2 separate regions of the Homo sapiens genome follow, and region 1 is linked to region 2. A link is a loop called in an ENCODE intact Hi-C map of the cell type or tissue named here. Cell type or tissue: OCI-LY7. All regions are shown on one strand. Each heading gives the region's core, and the rest is flanking DNA. Links, peaks and the distances in the headings are about the cores only.

Evidence for each region. A loop is a pair of places that touch in the nucleus more often than their neighbours do. Peaks named below come from ENCODE experiments on the same cell type or tissue, not always from the same donor. Only the 100,000 strongest peaks of a DNase experiment are listed, where the experiment ranks them.
Region 1: a loop joins it to region 2, with 2.7 times the contacts of the local background. A loop is called at or near these places in 1 of 110 quality-filtered maps.

What each region holds. Positions count from the first base shown.
Region 1 is chr9:76,407,592-76,423,255 of GRCh38, forward strand. It overlaps a transcript of GCNT1 not described here and the pseudogene H3P32. Among named protein-coding and RNA genes, the nearest start is that of RFK, 21 kb to the left of the region's middle. RefSeq lists enhancers at 1,141-1,190, 9,694-10,275. In OCI-LY7, for the core only: no CTCF peak of the experiment used is centred there; a DNase peak (open chromatin) is centred at 7,240.
Region 2 is chr9:76,554,950-76,570,613 of GRCh38, forward strand. LOC105376093 (a long non-coding RNA gene) reads left to right here and starts at 2,972. Exons shown (of 3, transcript XR_007061584.1): 1 at 2,972-5,916; 2 at 9,429-9,663; 3 at 10,740-10,779. In OCI-LY7, for the core only: no CTCF peak of the experiment used is centred there; DNase peaks (open chromatin) are centred at 7,121 and 7,658; H3K4me3 peaks cover 629 bases; H3K27ac peaks cover 1,360 bases.

The sequences.
Region 1 (15,664 bases), core at 4,897-9,896, 150 kb before region 2:
CTATTCTGGGTCTTTTGTGTCTCCATATAAACTTTAGAATCAGTTTGTCAATATCACAAAATAACTTGCTGGGAATTTGGTTGGTATTCTGTTGAATCTATAGATCGCATTGAGAAGAACGGACATCTTAACAATATTGAATTGCCAATCCTTGAACATGGAATACTTCTTCATTTATTTAGTTCTTCTTTGATTTATTTCATCAGAGTTTTGTAGTTTTTCTCATATAGATCTTGTACATATTTTGTTAGATTCATACCTAAGTATTCCATATTTTGGGGTGTTAATATAAATGGTATTGATATTATGTTTTAAGTTTCTAATTCCACTGGTTAATTGCTGATATACCAGAAAGGAATCAAATTTTGTGTGTTAATCTTGTATCCTGCAACCTTGCTATACTTATTTATTAGTTCCAGGAATCTTTTGTTGTGGTGGTTTATTCTTATGGATTTTCTACGTAAATGTTCAGATCATCTGCAAACAAAGACAGCTTTACTTCTTCCTTCTCAATCTGCATACCTTTTATTTCTGTTTCTTTCCTTACTGCATTAGTTAGGACTTCCAAGTATGATTTTAAAAGGGAGTGGTAAGAGGGGAAATCTTTGACCTGCTCCTGCTCTGGGAAAGCTTCTAATTTTTCATCATTAGCTGTGGGGTGTTTTTGTAAATGTTCTTTATTCTATTGAAGAAGTTCCCTTTTATTCCTAATTTGCTGAGTTTTTGTCATGAATGGGTATTGGTTTTATCAAATAATTGTTCTGCACCTATTAATATGATCATGTTTTTTTCTTTTTTAGTCTGTTGAAATGATGAATTATTAATCATTAATTTTCAAACATTGAACCAGGCTTACATACCTGGAATAAATTTCCTTGGTCATGTATATAATTTTTTTTTCTTGCAGCCTCAGTTCAAAGGATCTTTTTACACATTGTTGGATTTAACTTGCTAATATTTTGTTCAGAATTTTTACATCTATATTCATGAGATACTGGTCTGTAGTTTTCTTGAAATATCTTTAGTTTTGGTATTAGGATAATGCTGGTCTCATAGAATGAGTTAGAAACCACTTCCTCCGCTTCTATTTTCTTTTCTTCTTCTTCTTTTTTTAGATGGAGTCTCACTCTGTCACCCAGGCTATAGTGTAGAGTGGCACAATCTTGGCTCACTGCAGCCTCTGCCTCCCAGGTTCAAGCAATTCTCCTGCCTCAGCCTCCCAAGTAGCTGGGATTACAGGAGTGTGCCATGACACCCAGCTAATTTTTGTAATTTTTAGTAGAGACGGGGTTTCACCATGTTAGCCAGGCTGGTCTTAAACTCCTGACCTGAAGTGATCCACGCACCTCAGCCTCCAAAAGTGCTGAGATTACAGGTGTGGGCCACCATGCCTGGCCTCTTTACTTCTATTTTCTGAAAGAGATTATAGAAAATTAGTATGATTTCTTTCTTAAATATTTAGAAGAATTCACTGGTGAATTTATCTGGGCCTGGTGTTTTTTGTTTTCGAAGGTTATAATTGTTCAATTTCTTTAATAAATATAGACTTATTCAGAATGTATATTTCTTCTGCATGAGTTTTGGCGAACGTGTCTTTAAGGAATTAGTCTATTTTACTTAAATTATAAGATTTGTAGACATAGAGAGTTTCATATTTCTTTATGATTCTTATAGTGCTCCCAGCATTTGTAGTGATGTCCCCTCTCTTATTTCTGATGTTATTAAGTTGTGTGTGTGTCTCTCTTTTTTTCTTGGTTAGCCTGGCTAGAGGCTTATTGATTTTATCAAAGAAACTGCATCTGGTTTCATTTATTTTCTCTATTGATTTTCTGTTTTTATTTTTATTGATTTCTTTTTTGGACTGTGGGGAGGTGAACAGAGTGTTGCTGTATCACCCAGCCCAGAGTGTGGTGGTGCAATCTTGGCTCACTGCAAACTCTGCCTCCTGGGTTCAAGTGATTCTCGTGCCTCAGCCTCCTGAGTAGCTGGGATTACAGGCGGGTGCCACCATGGCCTGCTAATTTTTGTGTTTTTAGTAGAGACGGAGTTTCACCACGTTGCCCAGGCTGGTCTCGAACTGCTGACCTCAGGTGATCCACCTGCCTCGACCTCCCAAAGTGCTGGAATTGCAGGCATGAGCCACCGCATCTGGCTGATTTTTATTGATTTCTGGTCTAATTTTTATTATTTCTTTTCTTTTGCTTGCTTGGGATTTAATTTGCCCTTTTTTTTTCTAGTTTCTTAAAGTGGAAGCTTAGATGACTGATTTTAGATATTTTTTCCTATCCAATATATGCATTCAATGCCCTAAATTTCCCTCTAAGTACTATTTTCACTGCATCCACAAATTTTGATAAGTTGTGGTTTTATTTTAATTTACTTCAAAATATTTTAAAATTTTTCTTGAGATTTCTTCTTTGACCAATGTGTTATTTAGAGTATGGTTTAATTTCCAAGTATTTTGGGATTTTCTAGCTATCTTTCTGTTACTGGTTTCTAGTTTAATTCCACTGTGACCTGAAATAATATATTGGATGATTTATAATATTTAAAATTTGGGCTGGGCACGGTGGCTCATGCCTGTAATCTCAGCACTTTGGAAGGCCGAGGTGGGTGGATCACCAGAGGTCAGGAGTTGGAGACCAGCCTGACCGACATGATGAAACCCCATCTCTACTAAAAATACTAAAATTAGCTTGTCATGGTGGCAGGCATCTGTAATCCCAGGTACTCTGGAGGCTGAGGCAGGAGAATCGCTTGAACCCAGGAGGCAGAGGTTGCAGTCAGCTGAGATTGTGCCATTACATTCCAGTCTGGGTGACAAGAACAAAACTCTCTTCAAAAACATTAATTAATTAATTAAAATAAAATTTGTTAAGGCTGGGTGCGGTGGCTCAGGCGTGTCATCCCAGCACTATGGGAGGCCAAGGCAGGCAGATTATTTCAGCCCAGGAGTTCAAGACTAGCCTGGGCAACATAGCAAGACCTTGTCTCTATTTTTAAATAATAAAAAAAGTTTAAAAAAATAAAAAACTAATAACATTTTTTAAGGTGTGTTTTAGGACCCAGAATGTTATCTATCTTGTTCCATTTGAGTCTGAGAAGAATGTGTATTCTGCTGTTGTTGGGTAAAGCAGTCTAGAAATGTCAATTATACCCCATTGATGGTGCTGTTGAGTTCTGTTAGAGAGATACTGTAGTCTCCAAGTATAACAGTGGATTCATCTGTTTCTCATTGTATTCCTATCAGTTTTTGCCCCACATATTTTACAACTTTGTTGTTAGGCACATATACACTATGGATTGTTATGTCTTCTTGAAAATTGAGCCCTTTATCCATTATATAATGCCATGCTTTATCCCTGATCATTTTCCTTACTCTGATGTCTGCTCTGTTAGAAATAAATATAGCTGCTCCCACTCCCTTTTGATTAGTGTTAGCATGGAATATCTTTCTCCATCCCTTTACTTTTAATCTATATATGTCTTTACATTTAATGTGGGTTTCTACATAGACAACATATAGTTGAGTCTTGTTTTTTAATCCACTCTGACAATCTCTGTATTTTAATTGGTATATTTAGACCATTGATATTAAAGTGATTATTGATATAAATGGATGAATATTTACAATATTTGTCACTCTTTTCTATTCATTGTCTTTATTCCTTGTTCCTGTTTTTGACTTCCACTTTTTCCCTGCCATTTTGGGGGTTTTTTTTGTTTGTTTTTGAAATTTTTTATTATTATTTTTTGAGACAGGGTCACACTCTGTTGCCCAGGCTGGAGTGCAGTGGCATGATCATGGCTCACTGCAGCCTTAACCTCCTGAGCTCAAGTGATCCTCCTGCCTCAGCCTTCCACATAGCTGAAACTACACATGTATGCCACCATGCCTGGCTAATTTTTGTATTTTTTGTAGAGATAGTATCTCACTATGTTGCCCAGGCTGGTCTTGAAATCCTGGGCTCAAGCCATCCACCTGCCTCAGCCTCCCAAAGTGCTGGGATTATAAGTGTGACCCAATGCACTCAGCCCATTTGTGATTTTACTTGAGCATTTTATATGATTTCATTTTCTCTCCTTTTTTAACACATCAATTATACTTTTTTTTTTTTTTTTTTTTTTTTAACAGAGTCTTGCTCTGTGGCCCAGGCTGGAGTGCAGTGGCATGATCTTGGCTCACTGCAACCTCCACCTCCCGGGTTAAAGCGATTCTCCTACCTCAGCTTCCTGAGTAGCTGGGACTACAGGCATATGCCTCCACACCCAGCTAATTTTTGTATTTTTAGTAGAGACAAGGTTTCACCATGTTGGCCAGGCTGTTCTCAAACTCCTGGCCTCCAGTGATCTGCCCGCTTTGACCTCCCAAAGTGCTGGGATTACAGGCATGAGCCACCATGCCTGGCCAATTATGCTTCTTTTAAAAAATAATTTTTTGGTTGCTATACAGTTTGCAATATACATTTACAACTAACTGAAGTCCACTTTCAATTAACACTATACTGCTTTATAGGTAGTGCAAGTACTTTATAATAACAAAATATTTTTAAGTCTTCCCTCCTGTCTCTGGTATTATTGTGTAGTGCATTTCACTTAATGAATGCTTATATTTTCTTAGTGAGCAGAAGCATACATAAGCATAAGTGTATGTATATACACCCAATCAAATACATTTTGCCATTATTATTTGAAACAAAATGTTATGTTAGACCAATTAAAAATTTTTTAAGTTTTTATTTACCTTAACTTATTCTTCTCTGATACTCTATCTTTCCCTATGTAGATCCACATTTCTGACCTACATTATTTTTCTTCTATGTGAAGAATTTCCTTAATATTTCTTACAAGGCAGATCTACTAGCAACAAATTTCCTTAGTGTTTGTTGGTCTCAGAAAGTCTTTATTTCTACTTCACTTTTGAAGAAGAATTTCACAGGATACACAATTCTAGTTGGGAGTTTTTTTCTCTCACCACTTTAAATATTTCACTTCACTCTCTTTGTAGTGATTTCTTACAATTTTATGTTGCCTCAGCATCCATTTTGAACACAGGTTTAATTTTCTCATATTGGAAACAGGGCTTAGTCACCCTTGACACAGCTTCTGGTTCTCTACTTCATCCCAGTTCCTCAGTGGGGTTGATCCAGATATCTGCTTTATACGACTGCTTCCTGGTGACCACCTCCCTATCAGACAGCTAGATACAACCTACTTGACTCACCTTGCTGAACCCCCTACTGCACTGATTGTGCAGATATGCCACAGTGACCACTTCTCAGTCACAGCATGATTTCATGTACTTGTATCTACTTCCTCTAAACCCACTAATTAGAACTTCCCAAGGGAAACCTGCCTGGATAATGCCCTAGACCCCAATAAAGTCTTCAGCCCATGGGTTCCTCATTCTCTCTCTTGCTCCTTGCCTGCTGATTGAGTGTACACGTCCCAAATAGCTCCCTACTTCCTGTTGGCCCCATGGGGCATGCTGCTGTCTTCTCTCTGGGATCTGAAAGTAATATACTGCTTGTGTTATTTCATGTTTTGTTTGAATTACTTTCTTTGTGTCTCAGCTGAATGACACATCTAAACCTAACTTCTTTCCTGGCCAGGGCTTTTCTGAAGAATGGCTATCTTGGTAGAAATAAACTGGACACAGGTCAGACAAGAGCCATAAGGATATCTGTCACTATAAACAAGTTTCCTGTGAGTGGGACACCTGGTCACAGGTCAGACACTTAGACATCCAGCTGTTTGTCAGGCTAAAGAAGTATCTCATGAAAGAAACATTGTAAATATTCACAACCAAATCTCCTGGAGCCATGTGAGAGAGGACAGGAGTTTACTGCCATTCTCCAGAAAGAGACCTTAAGATGAAATTACAGAAAAATAGAACACTCTTCTTGCTTGTGTGGTTTCTGAAGAGAAGTTGGTTGTAAATTTTATGTTTCTCCTCTATAGGTAAAGTGTTTTTTCCTGTGGCTTCTTTCAAGATATTTCTTTGTCTTTGATTTTTGGCAGTTTGCATATGATATGCCTAGGGTTTTTTTTGTTTTGTTTTGTTTTTTTTTTTTTTGTTTTTTTTTTTTTTTTGGCATTTATCCTGCTGGATGTACTCTGAGCTTCCAGCATATGTAGTTTGATGTCTGACATTAATTTGTGGAAAGTCTCAGTCTTTATTGCTTAAAATATTTTTTCTATACTTTTCTGTCTTTCTTCTCCTTCTGGAATTCCCATAACATGTATGCTACACCTTTTGTACTTGTCTCACAGTTCTTGGATATTCTGGGTTTTTTTGTCCAGTCTTTTTTGTTTCTCTTTGCTTTTCAGTTTTGGAAGGTTCTATTGACACATTCTCAAGATCAGTGATTTTTTCCTCAGCCATGTGCAATCTACTAATAAGCCCATCAAAGGCATTCTTCAGTTCTGTTACAATGTTTTTGATTTCTAATATTTGTCTTTGATTCTTACTTAGAATTTCCATCTTTCTGCTTATATTGACCATCTGTTCTTGAATTCTGCCTACTTTCTCAATTAGAGCCTTTACTATGTTAATCATAGTTGTTTTAAATTCACAATCTGGTAATATCAACATCACTGCCATATCTAGTCTGATTCTGATGCATCCTCAGTCTCTTCAAATTCTGTTTTGCCTTTTAGTGTGCCTTGTCATTTTTTGCTGAATGACACCTTTCAACAAAACAACAAAAAGTACACCTTTAGCGATGTGCTGGTAAGATTTGAGGGGAGGAGAAGCATTCTATGGTCCTATCGTTACCAGAAAGCAGTCCCAGTCCAGACCCCAAGAGAGGGTTCTTAGATGTCATGCAAGAAATAATTCAGGGTGGTCCACAGAGTAAAGTAAAAAGCAAGTTTATAGAGAAGTAATGAAACAAAAGAATGGCTATTCCATAGGCAGAGCAACCAGGGGGCTGCTGGTTGACTATTTTTATGGTTATTTCTTGATTAGATGATAAACAAGGGGTAGATTATTCATGAGTTTTCCAGAAAAAGGATGAAGAGTTTCAGAAACTGAGGGTCCCTCGCCTTTTTAGAACATGTAGGGTGATTTCCAGAAGTTGCCATGGCATTTGTAAACTGTCATGGTGCTAGTGGGAGTGTCTTTTAGCATGCTAATGCATTATAACGAACATATAATGAGAAGTGAGGACAACCAGAGGTCACTTTCATCTCCATCTTGGTTTCGGTGAGTTTTGGCTGGCTTCTTTACCACATCCTGTTTCATCAGTAGGGTCTTTACAACCTCTGACGTGTGATACCAGTCCTGTTCACCTCCAGTCTTATCCTGTGAATAAGAATGCCTAACCTCCTGGGATGGCAGCCAAGCAGGTCTGGGCTTTATTTTACGTAGCTCCTATTCAAGATGGAGTTGCTCTCCTTTAAATGCCTCTGGCACTATAATTAGGTCTTAGGCATTTAGTAAGCCTTTATGTGCCCTTTAGCTGTGAACTTTTTTTTTTCCTTGAGACAGAGTCTCATTCTGTTGCCCAGGCTGGAGTGCAGTGACACGATCATGTCTTACTGTACCTTGATTTCCTAGGCTCAGGTGATACTTCCACCTCAGCCTCCTGTGTAGCTGGGGCTACAGGCACGCACCACATACCTGGCTAATTTTTGTATTTCTTGTGGAGACAGAGTTTCACCATGTTGCTCAGGCTGGTCTTGAATTCCTGGGCTCAAGCAATCCACTTGTCTCAGTCTTGGTAAGTATTGGGATTACAGGCATGAGTCACCACACCTGACCTTGACGGTGAACTTCACATACTGTCTCTGCCCCTTGGATTTTTCCCCCCACCTTAGGTGGGACAGGATGGCTAGTGGAAGCTGGAATTAAGTCTCACATATTTGTCAGAGTCCTATGCATACATATGTAATTAAGATGATTTTTCTCTTGTTAATTTATCATCTGTCAATTTAATTCATGGCCTAGCCAAAGAACCTAGAAGGGTAGAGGGAAGCCATTTCCCCTCCCATGAAAAGCAAGAGTAGAGCAGTGTGTACAGTTTTCTATTTACATAACCAGATATAAAATGGGATTCTATCTTTGTTTTAACAAAGCATCAATAAAATAATTATTCAATGCCAAAGCACATGTGAAACAGATCTTCCACATGTAGAATTCACAAAGAAAGTTATTGACAACTAATTACACAATGCTTGGGCCCCCTCTATCCCCAGAAAACACAAGAAAAACCCAAAACCCTGAGACTTCCTGTTTGTCTTTCCATTGTGATTTTGTATGGTGTGCCCACAAATCATTATTCAATGTTTTTTTGTTCCACTGCCAAGATTGCTCTCATGCTTCCTGGTAATCACAGGGGCTGAAGCAGCAGCCAACTATTATTGATATGGACAGGAGGCAGGGAAATACTGAATAGAAGAGGGCAGTTCCCTGGCAAAGGCCCTACCCACAAGCCTGGGCCCACAGCCCTAAATGAGAACTTCACATCCCTGTTTTCCCACTCCAATGTTGCTTTTTCCAAAACTGCCCTGGCCCATCATACCCCCCATCCCATACCCATAAAAACCTCAAATTCCACTTACAGACAAGCAGAGTGTCATGGCAGAGAAGGAAAGAAGAGAAGAAGCATCTGACTGTCGAGATGAGTTTGGCCAGGGACGGCTGAACTCCAGGGGGAAGATTATCTTCCCACTCCATCCCCTTTCCAGCTGCCCATCCCACTAAGAGCCACCTCCTTCACTCAGTAAAACCTCTGCATTCACCATCCTTCAAGTCCATGTGACCTGATTCTTCCTGGATGCCAGACAAGGACCAGGATACCAAGAGGGCAGAGAGTAAAATGCTGTCGTGCTGACTCTCCTCTGAGCCAGTTAACACTTAGCCATCCATGAATGGCAACTGCTAAAAGAGCATTAATTGTAACACACCCCTAGATGCTGCCATAGGGCCAGAGCCCAGAAGTGCTTGCCCCAGCCTTGGCACCTGCTTGCCTGCACGCTCCCCCTCCTGCAAGGGGTTTGAGTGGGGGGCTGAGTAAGCGAACCACACCCCTGTTGCAAGTCCCACGAAGGGATCCAGGGAACTCTCCAGTCTCACTACGTATTTAACTAACACTATGGCATAAATTCTTCTTTTAATTTTAAGTTTTGAATAAGATGAAAAAGCTTTTTTGTGATACTTAGGAATTAAGAAGATATGATCTGGCTGGGTGCAGTGGCTCACGCCTGTCATCCCAGCGCTTTGAGAGGCTGAGGCGGGTGGATCACTTGAAGTCAGGAGTTCAAGACCAGCCTGGCCATCATGGTGAAACCCTGTCTCTACTAAAAATACAAAAAATTAGCTGGGTGTGGTGGTGGGCACCTGTAATCTCAGCTACTTGGGAGGCTAAGGCAGGAGAATCATTTGAACCTGGGAGATGGAGGTTGCAGTGAGCCAAGATTGTGCCACACTCCAGCCTGGGTGACAGAGCCAGACTCTGTCTCAGAAAAAAAGAAGATATGATAAAAAATGTGTCACTTATCTGCCTTAAATCTAAACAATGAGTTAAGAAATGTTTTCTTTGAAATAGTTTATAGTTATTTATGAAGCTCATGAAATTATTTGCTTTAATAACTATGGGTGAAATAAATGTAATCCTACCTCAGTGCCTTCTTCAAAATTATAATTCAGAGGTTATGGACATAAAAATGCCATCTCCGCAGTAAATGAAGTTGACAAATATTCAACAAAATGTGCCCTAGTCTTTTTTTACCCACCTGAGTATGTATCACAATGTAGTGTTGGAAGGAAAATTTTCCTCTACCCACTAGTTTCAATTGCTTGGGGGCCTGAAGATTAACTGACAATAGATGGATGAACAGAACAAGAATTATTTATACATGCACTCATTACTCAGTAAGGAGTAACTGGATAAGAAGCCAGAGGTAAATGTTTTTACGTCAACTGAACAAAACAGGGAGGAGTTAAAACTTCAAAGGGGAAGAATGAAAGGTACTGTTGGCTTTTCTGATGTTAATAGCTAGCTGAATTCACACTTCAGTATTCTCCCAACAGGAAACTCCTTTGGTGGGTGGGGGAGCCAAAGGCATCTGTATTTTCAGGAGGCCCTGCTTAAGTTTGGATAATGTTTATTTCTGTAGCTGCTGGTTGTACAGGCATTTTCAGTTTAAAATAATTTTCATATCACTTTTGTAGGCCATTAATTTCTTCAGTAATTTCTCAGCAACTCATAGCACCCCAGTAAGATCATGGCAAAGCTCACACATCACCCACCTGTATGATTGTAGAGGGGCCAAGGGAAAGCGTCCGTCATCCTGTTAAGGGTTTGTTGAAAATTGTTGATGAAAAGAGTGAAACTTTGTAAAATATTTAAGAGATTTATTCTGAGCCAAATAGAAGTGACCATAGCCCATGACACAGCCCTCAGAAGACCCTGAGAACATGTGCCCAAGGTGGTCGGGGTACAGCCTAGTTTTATACATTTTAGGGAGACATGAGACATCAATCAAATACACGTAAGGTATACATTGGTTCAGTCCAGAAAGGTGGGACAACTCCAAGTGGGCAGAGAGGGGAGGAGGGGTTCCAGGTTATAGGTACATTTAAAATATTTTAGATTGGCAATTGGTTGAAAGAACTACTATCAATAGAAAGGAATATTTGGGTTACAATAAGAGGTTGTGGAAACCAAAGTTTTATCATGCTGAGAAAGCCTCCAGGTAACAGACTTTGGAGAAAACAGATTGTAAGTGTTTCTTACTAGACTTAAAGTCTGTGTTGATTGTACATGCTGGTCAACTTTTTCTGAATTCCAAAAGGGAGGAGGGTATAATGAGGCATGTCCCACCCTCTCTTCCCATCATGGCTTGCACCAGGTTTTCAGGTTAATGTTGGAGTGCCCTGGCTGAGAGGAGGGGGTCTATTCAGACGGTTGGTTGGTGGGCCTTAGAATTTTATTTGTGGTTTACAAAATGAACTGACAAAAGGCAGATTAAAAAGCAGAAAAAGGCATACAAAATTTATTTAACATGCATAAACATGAGGGAATTGCAGGGGTAGGATTACCCAATAACCCAAATGAGGTCCAGTTGCTTACATACTCTTGTTCACAGGGGAAGGGGAGTTGAGGGTGTAACAATTTTGAGGGGCAGCAAATGATTTTTAGGGGAAATGAATGAACCTGGGAGACAGGAATTAATCTGTAAGTTATTCTCTTTAGAATTTGAATGAGCCTGAAAGGCAGACATTGTTTTGTGAAAAAATTCATCCAGGTGTGGTTACATTACTCAGTCTTCTTTTCTGTGATAGGTAATGAGATTTCGGAGAGGGGATGGAAGGCAATTGTGTTTTCTTTGTGGGTCCAGTCTTAAAGGTGATAAAGGAATATCAGAGAAGAGCCTCATCCTGTGCCTTGGGAGAGACAAAATGTTAGTGGAGGCTGGAGGGGGGTGTCAGAGAGACCTCGAGGCTGCTTCTTTTAGTTCAGTATACCAAAACACCATATTTTGGGGTATCACTTTTCTGAGTCCCAACATTGCCTCCTCTATGGCTGCATAATCTGTATAACATCAACAGTCATTCTTTCTTTCGATTCTCAGTGCTTAATCCCTTATAGCCCCCATCCCAATCATCACCATCTTATTTACATGATTATTGGCTGTCACAATCCCCCTCCAGAATATACACTCCATGACAACAGACTTTGTCCATCTTCATTACTGTGTCACCAGAGCTAATACCATGTCTGGCACAGGGTTGTTACTAAATACATATTGGTTGGTAAAATAAATGGAAAATAAATAGTTTAAAGTGTAAGCTGGGCGTAGTGGGTCATGTTTGTAATTCCAGCACTTTGGGAGGCCAAGGCGGGAGAATCGCTTGACCCCAGGGGTTCAAGACCACCTGAGCACCATGGCGAGACCCCCGTCTCTACGAAAATTAGCCAGGCATGGGGTGTGGCTGTAGTCCCAACTACTCAGGAGGTTGAGGTGAGAGGATCCCTTGAGCCCAAGATGTCTAGGCTGCAGTGAGCCAATATCATGCGACTACACTCCAGCCTGGGGGACAAATTGAGACCCTGTGTCAAAAAAATAAAAAAGAAAGAGAAAGGGAAAGAAAAAATGTAAAGCAATGTTTCCATCTGGAGCAGTGGTGGAGATCATACTGCTACATTGTGACTTAACAGAATTGAATCCTGACATAAAATGTACTGTCTAAAAATAACATTTACTAAATAAGTTGAGCAGCCACCACACAGTTGCTACTCTCTAACACCAGCACCTCTATCTTGCTGAGCTCCAGCCAAAGAAGGAAGGTAAGTCAGGAGGTGTCTCCTACTTACCATGGCTCCTACAAAGCTGGCACCCGGAAAACATCTGGCTACAAATGCCTTTCCCAAGAGTGCACCCTCTACTGGAGAAATGAAGAAACCTTAGCATTACAGGCTTGATACTGTGGCACTCCATGAAATTAGATGTTATCAAAAGTCCACCAAATTTCTGATTTGCAAACTTTCATTCCAGTACCTGATATTAGAAATTGCTTAGGACTTCAAAACAGATTTGTGTTGCCAGAGCACAGCTATTGGAAGCAAGTGAGGTCTATTGTAGGAAGCAAGTGTGGTCTATCATGTGGGACTTCCACCCTGGGTGCTCTCTGTATCAAATGTGTAACAGTGTTTTTTGTTTGTTTTTATATTTCATTTCTATTTATATTTTTAGAGACAAGGCTTTGCTCTGTCACCCAAGCTGGAGTGCAGTGGCGTGATCATAGCTCACTGCAGCCTTGAACTCCTGGGCCAAGTAATCCTCCTCCCTTAGCCTCCCGAGAAGCCGGGATTACAGACACACACTACCAGGCCTGGCTAATTAAAATAAATTATTTAGAGAGAGGGGTCTTGCTATGTTGCCCAGTCTGGCCTTGAACTCCTGGGCTCAAGCAATTCTCCAGGCTCAGCCTCCCATTTAGCTGGGATTGCAGGCACAAGCCACCACACCCAGCCCAAAGTATAACAGTTATGACTAAAGACATCCAGCTAGCATGCTACATAGATTGAGAATATGTTTAAGAATCTACTATGGCTGAGTGTGGTGGCTCACACCTGTAATCCCAGCACTTTGGGAGGCGGAGCCAGGAGGATCAATTGAGCTCAGGAGTTTAAGATCAGCCTGAGCAACATAGCAAGACCTCTTCTCTACTAAAAATAATTTTAAAAAAATAGCCAGGCTTGGTGGCATGCAGCTGTGGTCCCAGGTACTTGGGAGGCTGAGGCAGGAGGATGGCTTGAGGCCAGAAGTTCAAGATTGCAGTGAGCTAAAATCACACCACTGCACTCCAGCCTGGGTGACAGAACAAGACCCTATCTCAAAAGGAAAAAAAAAAAAAAAAAGAATCCACTATGAAAGGAAACATTTCATTCTCAAAACAAACAAATGAAAAATCCTCTCATCTTCCTGTTAGTGGTGGTTCTGAATGTTTGATATTTTTTCCTCATGGGGTCAAAAAGTACCTAAGTATATAAATGCAAGTGGAAAAATAGGGGATAGAAATCAGATATTGACAGTTTTACCATTTTCACTTGTGTGCGAATTGTTAATATGAATGTGGAAATATAAAGCACTGAGGCAAATCAAAATGTTTTATTAAACAAGTGTCAGCAATTCACCTTTATAACAATTATAAATAAACTTGTTAGATTTTCCTGGACAATGCCAGCATTTGGATTTTTACAAATAAGTAAATGTTGGCTGGGCACAGTGGCTCACACCTGTAATCCTAGCATTTTCGGAGGCCAAGTCGGGCAGATCACACGAGGTCAGGAGTTTAAGACCAGCCTGGCCAACATTGTAAAACCCCATCTCTATTTAAAAAAAATACAAAAATTAGCTGACCATGGTGGTGTGTGCCTGTAGTCCCAGCTACTAGGGAGGCTGAGGCACGATAATTGCTTGAACCCAGGAGGGAGGCTGAGTGAGCCGAGATGGAGCCATTGCCCTCCAGCCTGGATGAGAGAGCAAGGCCCTGTCTCAAAAAAAAAAAAAAAAAAAAAACCACAACAAAAAACAACCCACACAATTTAATGTCTTATTGATGGCAACTCAATTTGTTTGTAGGTTGTTTTTTTTTTTTTTTTTTTTTTTGGAAATGGTCTCACTTTGTCATCCAGGGTGAAGTGCAATGGCTCAATCACAGCTGTCTGCAGCCTCCACCTCCTGGGCTCAAACAATTCTCCTTCCTCAGCCTCCCAAGTAGCTGGGACTACACATGCAAGCCACCACACCCGACTAATTTTTGTGTTTTTTGTAGAGCCAGGGTTTTACCGTTATGTTAGTTCATTCTTAGGCTGCTATGAAGAAATATCCAGGACTGGGTAATTTATAAAGAAAAGAGGTTTAATTGACCCACAGTTCTGCATGGCTGGGGAGGCCTCAGGAAACTTACAATCATGGTGGATGACACCTCTTCACAGGGCAGCAGGAGAGAGAATGAGTGCAAGAAGGGGAAACAGCAGAAGCTTATAAAACCATCAGATTTCATGAGAACTCACTCACTGTCATGAGAACAGCATGGGAGAAACCACCCCCATGATTCAATTATTAATACCTCCCACCGGGTCCCTCTCACGACACATGGAGATTATGGGAATTAAAATTCAAGATGAAATATGAGTGGGAACACAGCCACACCATATCAGCCATGTTGCCCAAGATGGTCTCGAACTCCTGAGCTCAAGAGATCCACCCGCCTCGGCCTCCCAAAGTGCCAGGATTACAGGTGTGAACCACGGCACTCAGCAGTAGCATCTTAATCTACGGTATATTTCATCCATTCACTATGCAGATAGATAGTTCTTGATTTATGTTAATTTTATTTATAATTTTTTGGCTTTATTATGGTGGAACAATGATATGCATTCAGTAGAAACCATACTTTGAGTACCTATACAACCATTCTGGTGTTTTTTGTTTTCATTTTGTTTTGGTTTTTTTGAGACAGGGTTTTGCTCTATCACCCAAGCTTGAGTGCAGTGGTGTGATTATGGCTCACTGCACTCACTGCAGCCTTGACCTCCTAGGCTCAAGTGATCCTCCCACCTCAGCCTCCAGAGTAGCTGGAACTACAGGTGCATGCCACCATGCCCAGCTAATTTTTGTATTTTTTGTAGAGACTAGGTTTCTCCATGTTGCCCAGGCTGGTCTCAAACTCCTGGGCTCAAGCAGTCTGCCTGCCTCAGCCTCCCAGATTGCTGGGATCATAGGCATGAGTCACTATGCCTGGCCTAACCATTATTTTTTTCACTTTTAGTACAATATTCAATAAATTACATGAGATATTCAACACTATTATAAAATAACCTTTGTGTTCAATGATTTTGCCCAATGGTAGACTAATGTAATAAGTATTCTGAGCACATTTAAGTTAACCTAGGCTAAACTATGATCCTCAGCAGGTTAGGCATATTAAATGTATTTTTGACTTAAGGTATTTTCAATTTATGATGGATTTAGCAGGACATAACCCCATTGTAAACTGAGAAATATCTATACTTTTCTAACTTAGTCGTCCATGATCACCACCACCATTGCCATCACCCTTGCCATTAGGCATCATGTTTTCCTCCTTGGAGGTTGCCGTGGTTTAAATGTGTCCCCCAAAGTTCATGTGTTGGAAACTTAATCCCTA
Region 2 (15,664 bases), core at 5,154-10,153:
CAGTTAACTTTTAAAAAAATATGTAAGTAGAAGTAGTACACTCTAAAATAATGATTAAAAGTATAGTATAGTAAATACATAAACCAGTAACATAGACATTTACTATCATTATCAAGTATCATGTACTGTATATCATTGTATGTGCTATACTTATTTTTTTTCTTTGAGATGGAGTCTTGCTGTATTGTCCAGGCTGGAGTGCAGTGGCACGACATACTATACTTTTATAAAACTAGCAACACAGTAGGTTTGTTTACACCAGCATCATCACAAACATGTGAATAATGCATTGCACTACAATATTATAAAGGCCACAACATCACTAGGTGACAGGACCTTTTCAGCTCCATTAAAATCTTATGGGACCATGTTGTACATGTTGTCTGTCATTGACTGAAACATTGTGTACTTGTTTTGTGGTTAGAGTAAGTCCCTTAATATCTCCAACCCATCATTACTAATTTTGTGCTTGCCATGGTTTGAATGTTCCCTCCAAAACTCATGTTGACATTTAATTGTCATTGTGACGGTATTAAGAGGTAGAACCTTTAGGAGGTGATTAGGTCATAGTTACATAGCCTTCATGAATGAATTAATGCCATTATTGCAGGAGAAGGTTAGTTATTATTGGAGTGGGATTTTGATAAAAGGATAACTTTGGCCCAATTTCCTATCTCTGTCTTTTTTTTTTTTTTTGACAGAGTCTCTCCCTGTTGCCTAGGCTGGAGTGCAGTGGCGCAATCTCAGCTCACTGCAACCTCCACCTCCTAGGTTCCAGCAATTCTTGTGCTCAGCCTCCCAAGTAGCTGGGACTACAGGTGCATGCCACCATACCTGGCTAATTTTTTGTATTTTTAGTAGAGATGGGTTTCGCCATTTTGATTGTACTGTTCTAGGTTGGTCTTGAACTCCTGAGCTCAGGCAATATGCCCACCTCAGCCTCCCAAAGTGCTAGGATTACAGGCATGAGCCATCGCACCCAGCCCCTATCTCTGTCTTGAGTACTAAATTTTACCTTCAGCCATGAGAAAACACAGAACAAAGGCTCTCACCAGATGCCAGTACCAGGCCCTTGGACTTCCCAGCCTTCAGAACCACAAGCCAAATACATTTCTATTGTTAATAAACTGGGTATTCTGTTATAGCAGTAGAAAACAAACTAAGACTGTGCTCCAGAAAAACAGTATAAGGTGTGCCCTCAACTGACATTGTCATCCATGTGGCTTATACGGATGATGCATGCTCATTGTCCCTTTCTATTTTATAGAGTTAGTCTCACTAAATATGTGCTCTGCTCTGGTGTTTGCTGCTGAAGCAGTGTGTGTGTGTGAAGTCAAGAAGCACATAAGTACGTTTTTTAATTGCACAATTAAAGAAATCATTATTTAAAATATTTCTCCTTTTAATTTTAGTTCCTCAGAAGACATTGCTTTAGTCTCCCCTCTTGAATTACTTCTTTTCCTGTGAAACTAAATTTCTTCCTCTATATAATGGGGAATAAATAATTGTTAGCTTGCTTGATACATATTACCTTCTAATAATCAGTAGCTATAATAATAATAATGACAATGACAATATGGGTTTTGTGAGGCTGAAGCCTTTCAAAAACAGAACATACAGAATTGACAGGTGCTGCTACTTTCTGCAGAACAGAGAAATTTTTCCTCTTGGACAGAAGAACTGAAAGCTGACTTGTCTTCCATAAAAACTGTGCTGTTAATGACTTCTCAGCAAAATGGTTTTACCAGGTTATGAACAATTTCTTTTTCTGAATATAATAAGTTTTCACCCCAAACACAATAACTATATACTCAATGAGAACTGTTAGTTTGCCATTATGGTTTTAGACAGACACACTCATTAATTCACTTGACACAACAATTTCTAGTCAGATAACATCACTGTGCACCATGTTTGAACAAACCTACACATTTTGCTTTGCTTAAGTGAGCCAAGCAAGAAGAACGAATGGGTGGTATCTTCTAGGATTCTTCAGACTTGTTATTCATGTATATTATTACTTTGTGTTTCAGAGTAATCTTGCTTTTAGCCTTTCTTTGGTTCTAAATGTGTTATTCTGTGATATTATCTTTTTTAAAGATAATATTTATATTTAGATAACCATGAGCCATAAGAGGTTGAAAAATATGTGAAAAAATTGCTTGAAAAAATGCACATACCAGTGACTTTCACCCACCCTCCTCTGCCACTCACCACATGTTCCCAAGATTTTTCTTCATTAATTTGCACTTGATGTATAGTCTGTATTTATTTACTTTCCATTTATGCTCTATTACTTATTTAAACTTGCTTTCAATGGTCAATTGATGTGCTTTCTATCTCTGGAAATTGCTTAGGTATCTTGCTTTGGTCAAGATAGAACACGTCGTAATTTTCCAATTACAGTTCATGGAAATATTTTTCATATAATGGCTCTCCAGAGCATCAGGGTTTATACGAATGAGTTAAAGTCATTAAGTGAAGGATAGGTTAGAGAGTTAAACACTCTCTATAATGTGATATGTTCCATCAACTCCAAGAGCTGAAAGCCTTGGAGAAGGGAGAAAAGACAAAGAACACATAATTGTCTCTTGACCTTGGGTCAAGACACCACACTCTGGTATTCCTCTTACCTCTTCACATTCCAATTCTTCTCAGTCTCTCATACTGTCTCTTCCTGCCTTTCATGACTTCAAAATATGAGAGCCCCAGGCAGTGGTGTGCTGGTAAATATTTGATAACTGTTTCTATTGGAAGGAGGGGGACCATGATGTGTAGTGTTTGCCAGTTTTCATGGTTCAATCATGTCCACTATGGCTGATTCCAAGCTATTAGCATGATGTCACTGAATGGGGAGTTGAGAAGAGATGTGTTCAATTAGAGGGGCTGATTACTAAACCCTAGGGTCAGTGGTGAGCCAGCTCCAACTCACCACTAGCCTTAGGGTTTAGTAATCAACCCCGCCTTTTAAAGAAAATTTATAGTCATTCCCTGGGTGATCTCAGCAAATTCCATGGCTTTGAATACCATCCATATGCTGATGAATCCCAAATTAGATCTTATGCCCAATCTATTCCATTTGCACATATTCTTATCCAACTGTCAACTTGACATCTTCATTTGAATGTCTAACAGGCATGTGAAATTTAACAGGAGCAAAACAGATCTCTTAATTTCATCCTTCCTTGCCTTTAAGTCTTCACCATATCTCAGTAAATGGCAATATCATTCACCCATCATTCAATTCTAAACCCTCAGAATTACCTTTGACTCTTGTCTTTCTCTCATACTCCATGCCCCACTCATTAGCAGGTTTTATTAGCTGTGCCTTTAAAATTTGTCTCAACTCACACTGATGCTCAACCACCACCTCCAATCTCTGCCACGTAATCTAAGCACAATTTCTCTCCTGTGATTGCATCCCTGCCTCCATTCTGTTCCTCTATAGTCAATTATTTAAAGCAGCCTCAGTGAGCCTTTAAAATGTAAATCATATCCCATCCCTCCCTTGCTTAATACCCCCCAATTAGCTTTTGATCATATTCAGAATAAAGTTCAAACCCTGCCACCTTCCCTAAGCCTTTACTAGTTCATTGGTTTTGCTAGCTCTCCAGTGTCAGCTCTTTCCACTCTGCCTTTTGCTTACCCTGCTTTAGCAGCACTGATCTGCTTACCATTATCAACACACCAAGTTTGTTCTGGGCTCCAGATATTTGCATTTCTTTACCCTCTGACTGGAAATATTTCCCCAAAGCCTCTGCTGTGGTTTGAATGTCCTTGCCAAAACTCATGTTGAAATTTAACGGCCATTGTAATGAAATTGAGAGGTGGGGACCCTAAGAGGTGATTAGGTCAGGAGGGCTCAGGATTCACATTGTTATCATGGGAGAGGGTGTCTGATACAAAAACTGAGTTCAGACCACTTCCCTCTCTTGTCTAATGCACTTGTTTCTGCCTTTTGCCCTACCATCATGAAATGACCCTCACCAGGTAGCCTGGCAGATGCTGGGGCCATGCCCTTGGACTTCCCAGCACCAAGAACCACAAACCAAACAAACTTAAGAACCATAAGCCAAACAAACTTATCTTATTTATAAATTACCCAGTCTGTGATATTCTGTTATAGTGCAAAAAATAGACTGAGACATTCTCTATCTCATATCTTCACATCATTCACCCCATTGAGGTTTTTTACTCAAATATTACCTCGTAAGAGAGGCTTTCCTTGACTGCCACATCCCAAAGGGTCCCTGTTGCCCCCCTCTACCATCCCAATACCTCTGTATCTTCTTTCCATGCTTAATTTTCCTTCATAGCACTTATTTCTATGTGGTTTATATCATTTGTTGATTTTTTTCCATGGGGGCTGGTATTCATCATGTTGAGTGCTAGATTCCTGACACCTATAAAGGTACCTTGCACACAATAGGTGCTTAATACATAATTTGATGAATAAATAAATAAAATGAGAAGTGAAACCATCTACTCCCACACAGCTTACCATCCATATCAGGGGTTGGCAAACTTTTCCTGTAAAGGGCCTGATAGTAACTATTTTAGGCTCTGTGGCCATATGGTCTCTTTCATAACCATTTAACTCTGTGTTTGTAGCATGGAAGCAGTCACAGACAACATTTGAAGGAATGAACATAGGACTGCTCCAATAAAACTATAAAAACTGGGCATGGACCAGATTGGGCCTTTGGGCTATGGTTTGCAAACCCTGGTGTTGGTGAAACTGATTGTACTATTTGGCTTCATGAATATGACCTTATTCCTCCTCTGTCTTCATCACCATGATTTTTCCACTCCAGGAACCTCTTGCTCAGAATAATAAAAGTTGCAAATATCTTTGGAAAAATTTATTTGAATGAACATCATACTGTGGAACCCTTCACTGAATTGTAACAAATGGATTTTCTCTCCAAGACTCTTCAAAATTCTGTCTCAAAATTCTTGCCTTGCTGTGTCTACCAGTCCTAAACTACTATATCTCAAGCTCCTGCAATGAAAAGCTTGCTTTCATCCACACCCTCAAATATCATCAATATTCCAACTTATTTTTCCCTACTCAATGGCGAAGATGGTCAAGGTAGTGATCTCCCTGAGTGCAGTAAGCAATTAACTTCAGTGCTGTGTGCTAGAATTTTCAGAGTCCACCATAGTGAAGGGCTATCCCAGAGGAAGTTATCATGTTGTTTCTGTTGCTTTTGCTATCATGATTGCTTGGCCTCCAAATTAAAGGATATACTAATTCACTCATTCATTAACAAATATATATGTTGAGAGCTTATTACACACATGTCCTCATGCCAGTTAGTCTTGATAGACATGTATAAGTAAAAACCAGGCAACTTTGCTCTGTGGAAATATGATAGAAAAAGATAACCTTTCCTCCAGTGATTAATGACATTTATGTTTACTTTCTGGAACTTTAAAAAATTGTGTCACCAGGGATTTTGACATGGAAAGAAACATTTACTCATTAAAATCGAGAGCTTCTTGGTTTCTTCAGTCTCCTAGGTTCAATAATCCACAAGTCTGCAACTCATAGTGCATATATCCAGGAGTTTTCTGGAGGAATGCCAGGCATGGCTGAAACAGCAATCTTTTGACCATAACTACTGGGGGGGGAAAGCAGCCCTTGCTGTAATCATCGTTCATAAAAACTCTGGAATTTACTTGCACAAAGAGCTCATTGAGAGCTGACAGTTCTGCTACAGCCATTCCTTTCTTTCCAAGGAGGAAGCATCAGAAAAATGAGTGGCCCAGCTTGTGCCATTTCTGCAAAGGGAGTGTTCAAAAGTCGGTGCCTTGGGTATCAGCAGGCTTGGCTTCCCAAATGGGTGGAGGTAGCAGTGTGGTCCTGGGGAGAGTGCCCGAGACTCGAGTCAGGGCCTAACTCTGCCAACTGAGGTGAGTCACTGAGCCATGCAGGGCCTCTATGTCCTTGTCTTGGAAATGGACATGGGAAAACAGTAGCACCTCATTTACAGGAGGCTCGTGTTAAATCAGCCAAGAAGATGGAGATTAAATTGTTGTATAAGTCAGAATCTCTTTACCAGTGCTAGTCGCTGTTATTATTTCATTAAGGCATGGTTAGAGTTGCCATTTTAGCAGTTTTACAAAAGACTTCCCTCTCACCCCACCCTCAAAAGTCTTCCCCGTAGTGCCAGGATTTCTGTCAACAGAAAAGCAATCTTTCTTTATCCTATTTATCCTCTTCTTGTTTGGACTCTTTTAAAATGCAAGCACCTCCCCAAAGGCATAATACATCAAAGTAATTCATACTAACACAGATGTGGCTTCTTGAATGCTTTGTTTCTCTCAGGAGGGATCAGGTGGTTAAGGATGGATAATGAAGAAAAAAAAGATTACTAAAAAGCTAGGAAAAGTCATTTTAAAAAGGAGGAATGCCCACAGAATAACAGAATTGCCTTAGCCTTGCAGAATTAAAAGATTAATGGTTTTTGAAGTGAAATGTAGGCAGGTTCCTTTTATATAAAATAGAAAAAAATCAAAGCTATAGTGGGAGTCTCAGAGTCTCACCCACCATCTCAGCCTCACGCTGATCCCTCTACAGCCCACAGGCCTCTCTGTGGAATCCCAGGGCTCTGAGAACAGTTTGAAAACCACTGCTGGCTTACCCTCCACATTGCAGAGGCAAAATGACCTCCAGGAAGAGAGATGGAAACAGCCACTCTTCTAATCAAGTGCTGGTGGCCCTACATAAGAACAAACTAATAATAATCAACATTTATTGAGATCTTACTAATCCAACGCTCTTTGGCTAAATCATATGCATTATCTGATTTAATCTCCAAAACAACCGTATGGGGTAGGTACTAATTTCCCTCCCATTTTACAGATGAGGAAACTGAGGCTTAGAGAGGGTAGGAAAGTCAGACTGAAGCCAGCTACTCCCTTCTGTCATATTGTTTTTGAAGAAAACTTTTATTTGTCCCTCTCTGCCCCTTGGCACCACAGATGTGATCTAGAATTTCTGTAGAACATATATTTAGATTTCAGTACAAACATACATTGTTTTTAGCCTGGATTGATATTTTAGAAGAGGAAGGAAGAATTTGAATTAAAATAGAAAGTTCTTTTGTGGGTGTAACAAGTGAGTGAGCATACAGGCTTAGGCACATGATGAGGTTCTATTTTCCCCCTATGTTGCCAACTCTGGGTCATTATTATTTTCTTTTCAAACCTAGCTTAAGCTTACTGAGTAAATGAAGAGGGGGAAAGTTGACATACTGCAAATAACAAAATACCCCACTTTAAAATCTGAAATTCATAGCTGGACCTGGTGGCACGTGCCTGTAATTCCAGTTACCCAGGAGGCTAAGGCAGGAGAATCACTTGAACCTGGGAGGTGAAGGTTGCAGTGAGCTGAGATCATGCCACTGCACTCCAGCCTAGGGGACAGAGTGAGACTCTGTCTCAAAAATAAAATGAAATAAAATAAAATAAAATCTGAAATTCCGATGGAAGAATTACTCTGCAAAGCAAAACAACATTAAGTGCTGTTACTGCAAAAAAAGAAAACAAATCTGAAACTAAGCTCATCATGGAAACTTTTAAGTGAACTCTAAAAGAGAGAAAGAGAAGGAAAGAAACCCAATGAATAAGGGCATTCTTCTTTCAGTTTAAATGTGCCAGAGAGAAGTGAAAAATACTTGATTCTCTCACTGGCAGGAACAGATAACCATTTTTGTATTAGTCACCAGCAAAGTCATCATTTACTTGGTTTTAACAGCTTCAGAATTATGAAATAGTAGTATTTCAAGACTCTGAACATTCTGCTTCAAGATGAGCCAGCCTCTCTTAGAGATAGAAAGATGAAAAAAATGGGGCAACTGACAGGCAGGCAGCTCATGCTGGTTTTTGAGTTATTTGTCTCATTCTTGTCTATTTGCAAGAGCTTGTTGCATGTTACAGACACTGACCCTTGGCTTTGGCATGACACATTTTTTTGAACTTTTTTTGTCAGTTGATTTTGTACCTGGCACATTTTTCAGATAAGGGATTTGTATCTGTTTATGTTCAAATATTTCTGTTTTTTTTTTCTCTTAAGTTTGTGGGATTCCAGTCTCTGTTAAGAAGGTATGCCTCATCTCTAGTTTGTACATACTCTAGGTTTTCTTACATGATTTTTTTGTTTTAGTTTGCATTTGAGACTTCATTCTTTTCTTTTCTTTTTTAAAATAGAGATAGGATCTAGCTCTGTTGCCCAGGCTACAGTGCAGTGGCCCAAACATAGCTCACTGCAGCCTCAAACTCCTGGGCTCAAGCAATCCTCCTGTCTCAGAAAGTAGGTGGGACTACAGGCACATGTCACGATGCTTGGCTACATTTAAATTTTTTTGTAGAGATGGGGGTCTCACTATGCAGCCTGGACTGGTCTTGAACTCCTAGCCTCAAGTAATCCTCCCGCCTCGGCCTCCCAAAGTGCTGGGATTGCAGGCTTGAGTCACTGTGCCCAGCTCTGAGCCTTCATTCTTTATGTAATTTATACCATTTTGTATTGTGTGAGACAGAGGTCTACTTTTATTCTCTTTTTGTGACTTGGTAGTTGTGTTAGCATCACTTATTAAGTAACCCATTCTTTTTTCCTTGAGTTGAAATAACACTTTTGTCAAGTGTTAAATTCACACCTGCATGGTGTGGAAGGGACTTGAAAAGGTCCTTCCCTTCTGGGACCCTCACCCCTAGTGGCTTTGATGCCCATCAGAAGATCAGCTGAGGCCAGGCGCAGTGGCTCACGCCTGTAATCCCAGGACTTTGGGAGGCTGAGGCGGGTGGATCACAAGGTCAGGAGATCGAGACCATCCTGGCTAACACGGTGAAACCCCATCTCTACTAAAAATACAGAAAATTAGCCAGCCGTGGTGGCAGGCACCTGTAGTCCCAGCTACTCGGGAGGCTGAGGTAGGAAAATGGCATGAGCCCGGGAGGCGGAGCTTGCAGTGAGCCGAGAACACACCACTGCACTCTAGCCTGGGCGACAGAGTGAGACTCCGTCAAAAAAAAAAATTCACACATATATTGAGATATCTTTCTGGATTCTCTATTCTGTTCTACTAACCTATTTATCCCTCCAAAGTACTATGTAGATTTTATCATAATGCCTTTTAAGGTGCCCTCCCCACTTACTGTTCTTTTCCCTATCTTCTTGGCTATTCTTGGGCATTTATTGTTCCATAACAATATTAAAAATCTTATTGGTGTTTGTGTTAGACTGATAATGTGCCCCCTTCAATCCTTATGATATGACCACTTCCCAGTCCATTGAACCTGTGAATGTTACGTTATATGGCAAAAAGGACTTTGTAGATGTGATTAAAGCTAATTATTTTGAGATGGGGATGTGATCCCAAATTATTCCATGGATTCTAAGTAATCACAAAAAATCCTTATAACAGGGACAAGGGGAGTCAGAGGCAGAAGAGAAGGTGTTGTGATGACAGAAGCAGAGATCTGAGTGACTCACTTTGAAGATGGAGGAAGAGGTCACAGGCCAAGTGATACAGATGCCAGGAGAAGCTGAAAACAGGAGGAAATGGATTCTTCCCTCAGAGCTTCTGGAAAAGATCAGTCTTGCTGATAACTTGACTTTAGCCCACTGAAACTGATTTTGAACTTTTGACTTCCAGAACTGTAAGAGAATAATTTTGTGTTATTTCAGTTACTAAGTTAGTGGCAATTTGTTATAGCAGGAATAGGAAATTAATACAGTGCTGAAGTAGAAGTTATGTTGCATTTATATATTAGTTTCCTGAAAACTGACACTTTTATAGTATTTGTTTTCCCATTCAAGAACATAGTTTCCTTTCTTTTGTTCAGACTCTGTTTTACTTTTTTCAATAAAATTGTGTGTGTATGTGTGTGTGTCCCCATATGGGATTTGCTTTTTCTTGCTATATTTATTCTGAAATATTTTATGTTTTACCATTGTTGTGAAGGAAATATTTTTCCATGTTTCTACTTCTATGTACTTATTGTTAAGATATAGAAAAAGCTGACCGGGCACAGTGGCTCACACCTGTAATCCCAGCACTTTGGGGGGCCGAGGCGAGGTTAGTTAGAGACCAGCCTGGCCAACATGGTGAAACCCCATCTCTACCAAAAAATACAAAAATTAGCTGGGCATGGTGGCATGTGCCTATAGTCTCAACTACTTGGGAGGTTGAGGTGGGAGAATTGCTTGAACCCAGGAGGCAGAGGTTGTAGTGAGCAGAGATCATGTCACTGTACTCCAGCCTGGGCAAACCCTGTCTCATAAAAAATAAAATAAAATAAAATATATGGAAAAAGCTATTAATTTAAAAATATTTATTGTTTATCCAACTGTGTTAACAAATTCTCTTAGTATTTTATTTCCTGTAGTAGCTTTTTACCAGTCACTTGAGTGGTTTTTTGTTTTTGCTTTTGTTTTAACGATCACACCATGAGAAAAACAAAGTGTTTTATTCTTGTTTTCGAATGTTAGTCAATTATTTAATATTGCTGTGTTAATGTGATTGAGATCTCTTCCAAGCCAATGTTTAGTCATGATGATGGTGAGCATTCCCGTGTAGTTTCTGTTCAATTAAAATGGCTTTAGCATTTTGTGCTTTGGGATACTATTGGCTATTGGTTTGGTAAATAGCCTTTTATATTAAACAATTTCTTTAATTCTTATTTTATTCATTAGGTATGGCTGCCATTTTACCGAATAATTTTTTTTTTTTTAGACAGGGTCTCATTATTGTTGCCCAGACTCATCTCAAACTCCTGGCTCAAATGATCCTCCCACCTCAGCCTCCTGTATAGCTGGGATTACAGGTGCATGCCACCATGTCCAGCTTTACTAAATAAATGGTAAGTACTTAAAGATATGATCATACATCCTCCTTCAAAATATGGTGTAATAGATTATACTGATAAACTCTCCGGTACTGAACAACCCGTAATTTCGTGGAAGAAGTCATGGTCTATCTTTTTTTTTGATATGTTACTGGATTCTAATTAGAAATGTTTTATTTAGATTTCTTGAATCTATATTCATGAGCCTGTCTACAATTTTCAATTTTGTCTTATTTTTATCAGCTTTGATTCAGTTTATTTTGCCTTTATAAAGTGGATTGGGGGCTTTTCATCCTTTTCTATGGCTTATAGTAATTTAAGTAAAAGTAGTATTGTCAGTTCTCTAAAGGTTAGATAAAATTCAGCTAGAAATTCATGGGCTTGGTGAATTTTCAAAATTTATATTTTCCTTCTCTTCCCTGACCCAATATTCGACACCTGGGTTTTTTCTGATATCATGTGAGTATTTTCATTCTAGAGTGTCATTTGAATTATTCTTATAAATCTTCCATTTCAAGAGCCCTTGTTTACACTTACCTTATCTTCAGTCAGAATCTCTCCATCTCTGCAATATGTGTATATACATACATGCGTAAAGGTTCGTTACTTACCAATCACTCTTCTTTATCTTTTCTTATATTGAGATTTATAATATATTCTAATTAACTTGATGTTTCATTAGTCTCTTCCTGAGTATTTTCCTCAAATAGAGTGCACTGCCAATATAATGATTTACTCTCTCTTACATCTTCTTGTATTTGTTTTCTTTCACTCTCATCAACTAAGGAAATAATGGCTGGGTATGGATCTCTGGGTAGCAGTCCTTTTCTTTCAGTATTGTGTGAGGATATGTCACTGTTTTTTAGTTTCCAATGTTTTAGGTGTGAGGTTTGATGCTATGCCTGTCTAATATATTTTTTTTCCCATTGTAGGTAACTTGTTATTCTTTCTGGAAGCCTATAAGATTCTCCTTAACGTTAGAGTTCAAGGTTTTTATTAGGATATGGGTAAACGTGTATTTTCTCAGTAACACTGAATTCTAATGACTAATGATGTTGAGCATCTCTTCATGTGTATATTGGCCATTTGTATGTCTTCTTTGAAGTAATGTCAGTTCAAATGTAATACCTCATTTTAATTAGTTTATTTGCCTTTTTACTATTGATTATGCTTTTGTTGCTCATTTGAATCCATGGCTTCCCAACATTTTCTGGATTTCTTTTTTTTCTTTTTTTTTTTTTTTTTTTGAGACAAGGTCATGCTCTATAGCCCAGGTTGGACTGCAAGGGTGCAATCTCGGCTTACTGTAACCTCTGTCTCTCTGGCAGAAGTAATCCTCCCACTTCGGCCTCCTGAGGAGCTGGAATTACACATGTGCACCACCACACCCAGCTAATTATTGTATTTTTAGTAGAGGTAGGATTTTGTCATGTTGGCAAGGCTGGTCTTAAACTCCTGACCTCAAGTCATCTGCCTCCCTCAGCCTTCCAAAGTGCTGGGATTACAGGCATGAGCCACCACACCCAGCCAGGATTTCTTTTATCATAAGTCATCACTTCAGATTTTTGAAGAGAATGTACAGCAAATAATGAGGTTCTGCATATGTCATAGTCATGATGGTCACCAAAGGAGTGATTTTACCCTTTATGTTTACATTTTATCAAGAGTTGAAAAAATGTACTTTATGACCTCAAGGTAGAATAGCAATCTGATATTTGAGGCTGAGTGAGAGGACGAAATTAATTCTCAGAGCTCTGAATTACATTTTGAAAAGATTGCTCTGGAAAGTTCTTGGACTCTAAGGGAGTCAGGGTAGAAGTGGGTAGTACAGTTAGTAGTACAGTTAAAGATCTAGTCTAATAATCTAGCTGAAGGATGAAGGTATTTGGATCATAGCAATCATGGAGAATAGAGCAATGGTGATCTGCTAGAATGAAGAGGACTTGCCATTAGATTGAATGTGGTAAAACAGAAAGACAGGAGTCAAGGAAAACTTGAAAGTTATTGTCTTGAGAAACTGGAAAAATGAAATTTATTTTTTGTTTAAGACAACTTTAGGAGAAATAGTTTGGGGGAAGAATCAAGGGTTCTGTTTTAAACATGTAAAATATGAGATTTCTATTAGATAACCTAATGGGGATATTGAGTAAGCAGCTGGATCTCTCAGCTAGAATTCAATACAAAAGCATAGATTAGAGATAAAAATTTGGAAATAGTCATCAAGTAAATGGCATTTAAAGTCATGATCCTGTGTGAGATGACCTGAGGAATGAGTCTTAATATAGAAGGGAATTGGCCAGGCACAGGGGCTCACGCCTGTAATCCCAGCACTTTGGGAGGCCGAAGCAGATGGATCACTTGAGGTCGGGAGTTTGAGACCGGCCTGGCCAACATGGTGAAACCCCATCTCTACTAAAAATACAAAAATAAGCTGGGCATGGTGACACATGCCTGTAATCTCAACTACTTGGGAGGCTGAGGCAGGAGAATCACTTGAACCTGGGAGGCAGAGATTGCAGTGAGTGAGCCAATATCGTATCACTGCACTCCAGCCTGGGTGACAGAGCAAGATTCTGTCAGAAAGAAAGAAGGAAAGAAGGAAGGAAGGAAGGAAGGAAGGAAGGAAGGAAGGAAGGAAGGAAGAAAGGAAGGAAGAAGAAAGAAAGAGAGACAGAGAGAGAGAGAAAGAAAAGAAAGAAAGAGGGAGGGTGGGAGAGGGAGGGAGAGAGAGGGAGAGAGAGTGAGAAAAGAAAAAGAAAGAAAGAAGAGAAGAGAAAAGAAAAGAAAAAGAAAGAAGTGTCAATCAGGTCGAGGGTGGCTAAGAGGTAGAGTCAGTTGAACTGGAAGTCATGAGTAGAGTTAAGGACTGTTTGGCTGCCATGGTGACCATGAAAATCTAATTGGACTGGGTTCAAGAGAGAAGTAAGGACTTTTTCTCTTCTTTTAAGAACATTTCCTATTATTTTTATTATTAATATTTGGATTTCAAATAATTTTAAAATCATTATCTTAATACCAAAATATAATGATATTCTGGTAGGTTAAGAAGTTAAATGAATGCTGAATATTCAAAACACTTAAATAAATCTGTTATTTGAAGAAACTATAAACACACTTCACTGAACCAAGTGTAAAACAGACTGTGATCTTCTGGAGTTTACCTTGAAATATTTGTATAGAAAAGTGAGTAGTTCTACTCTGAAGGACAGCAAAGAAATGGGGTAGTAATTGGCAGGGATGAGTGAAGAATTTTTTTTTAAGATGGGAACTATTAGAGCATATGCAGTAGAGAGATAAAAATTGATGGTACAGGCCCGGTGTGGTGGCTCACGCCTGTAATCCCAGCACTTTGGGAGGCTGAGGTGGGCAGATCACCTGAGGTCAGCAGTTGGAGACCAGCCTGGCTAACATGGTGAAACCCTGTTTCTACTAAAAATACAAACAATTAGCTGGGCGTGGTGGCACATGCCTGTAATCCCAGCTACTCAAGAGGCTGAGGCAGGAGAATTGCTTGAATCCAGCAGGCGGAGGTTGCAGTGAGCTGAGGTTGTGCCATTGTACTCCAGCTTGGGCAACAAGAGTGAAACTCCATCTCAAAAAAAAAAGATGGTACAATAGCCAGATGGAGACAACTGTTGGAGCAATGCCTCTGTTAGATGAAAAGGTATCTAATGAGTATCTAACGCACAAGTGGCAGGGTTGACCTAAGACAGGAACAGATGTTTCTGCCAGAGTGGCAGAAAGAAGGGAAGCCCGTAAGTGTAGAGAAGCAGGGAGATTGTTTGTATCGGGGTAGATGTGTGTTCTTGCACTTGATCTTCCAGTTTGGGCTCCACAGTGTCCTTCCATTCATCTATTGAATTGTTTTGTTCAGAAATCATGGTCTTTTGGTCTTTCACTCTATAGAGCACTCTGTGTGCTACCCTTGAATCTATCCTTCATGCTCTTATTATTTCCAGAGTCAAGATGCTGTCTTCCTCCTGCAGCACTGCTATTTCTCTGGGCATATGTTCTATTCATTTGTGTTGACCTTCCCTCTGAAGGTTGGCTGCTTCAGAAAAATGCAGCCCCTCAGGTGAGTTGTAGTTTTCTTTGTTGGCACTTTGAGATAAGATCTAGTGGTTTGGGTACTCTAAATGGCAGGGCATGCAGAAAACGTTACTTCTGTTCTCCTGTGGTACAAAGGCAGTCGGGTGTCAGTTCCTGCTGAGGAACCCAGAGGAAGATTCTCTGCTGTCACTCTATTTATTTACTGAGACAGATTTTCACTCTGTCGCCCAGGCTGGAGTGCAGTGGTGCGATCTCAGCTTATTGCAACCTCTGCCTCCCAGGCTCAAGCGATTCTTGAGCCTCAGTCACCAGAGTAGCTGGAATTACAGGCACATGCCACTACGCCTGGCTAATTTTTGTTTTATTAGTACAGATGGGGTCTTGCCATGTTGCCCAGGCTGGTCTCAAACTCCTGACTTCAAGTGATCTGCCAGCCTTGGCCTCCCAAAGTGCTGGGTTTACAGGTGTGCACCACCACACCCACTGTGCTCTCACTCTCATCTTCTTAAAGGATGGGGGGTAGGGAAACCCCAACCCACCCATTGCCTAGCCTTTCCACATCTTGGGCTTCAGGAAGAACTGGCACATTTGTGTTGGTTCAAATACCTGGCCAGGCTCTCGTTAGGATCCCCTTTTTACTTGGTCCTTACTGGGTGCTCTTGCACAGTGGTACCAACAGTTGTCCAACCCATGGGACCCTATAAGCCGCCAGGGCCTTGCCTGCATCCAGTACCTGATAGAGTCCAGTAGCTATGTTACTAAG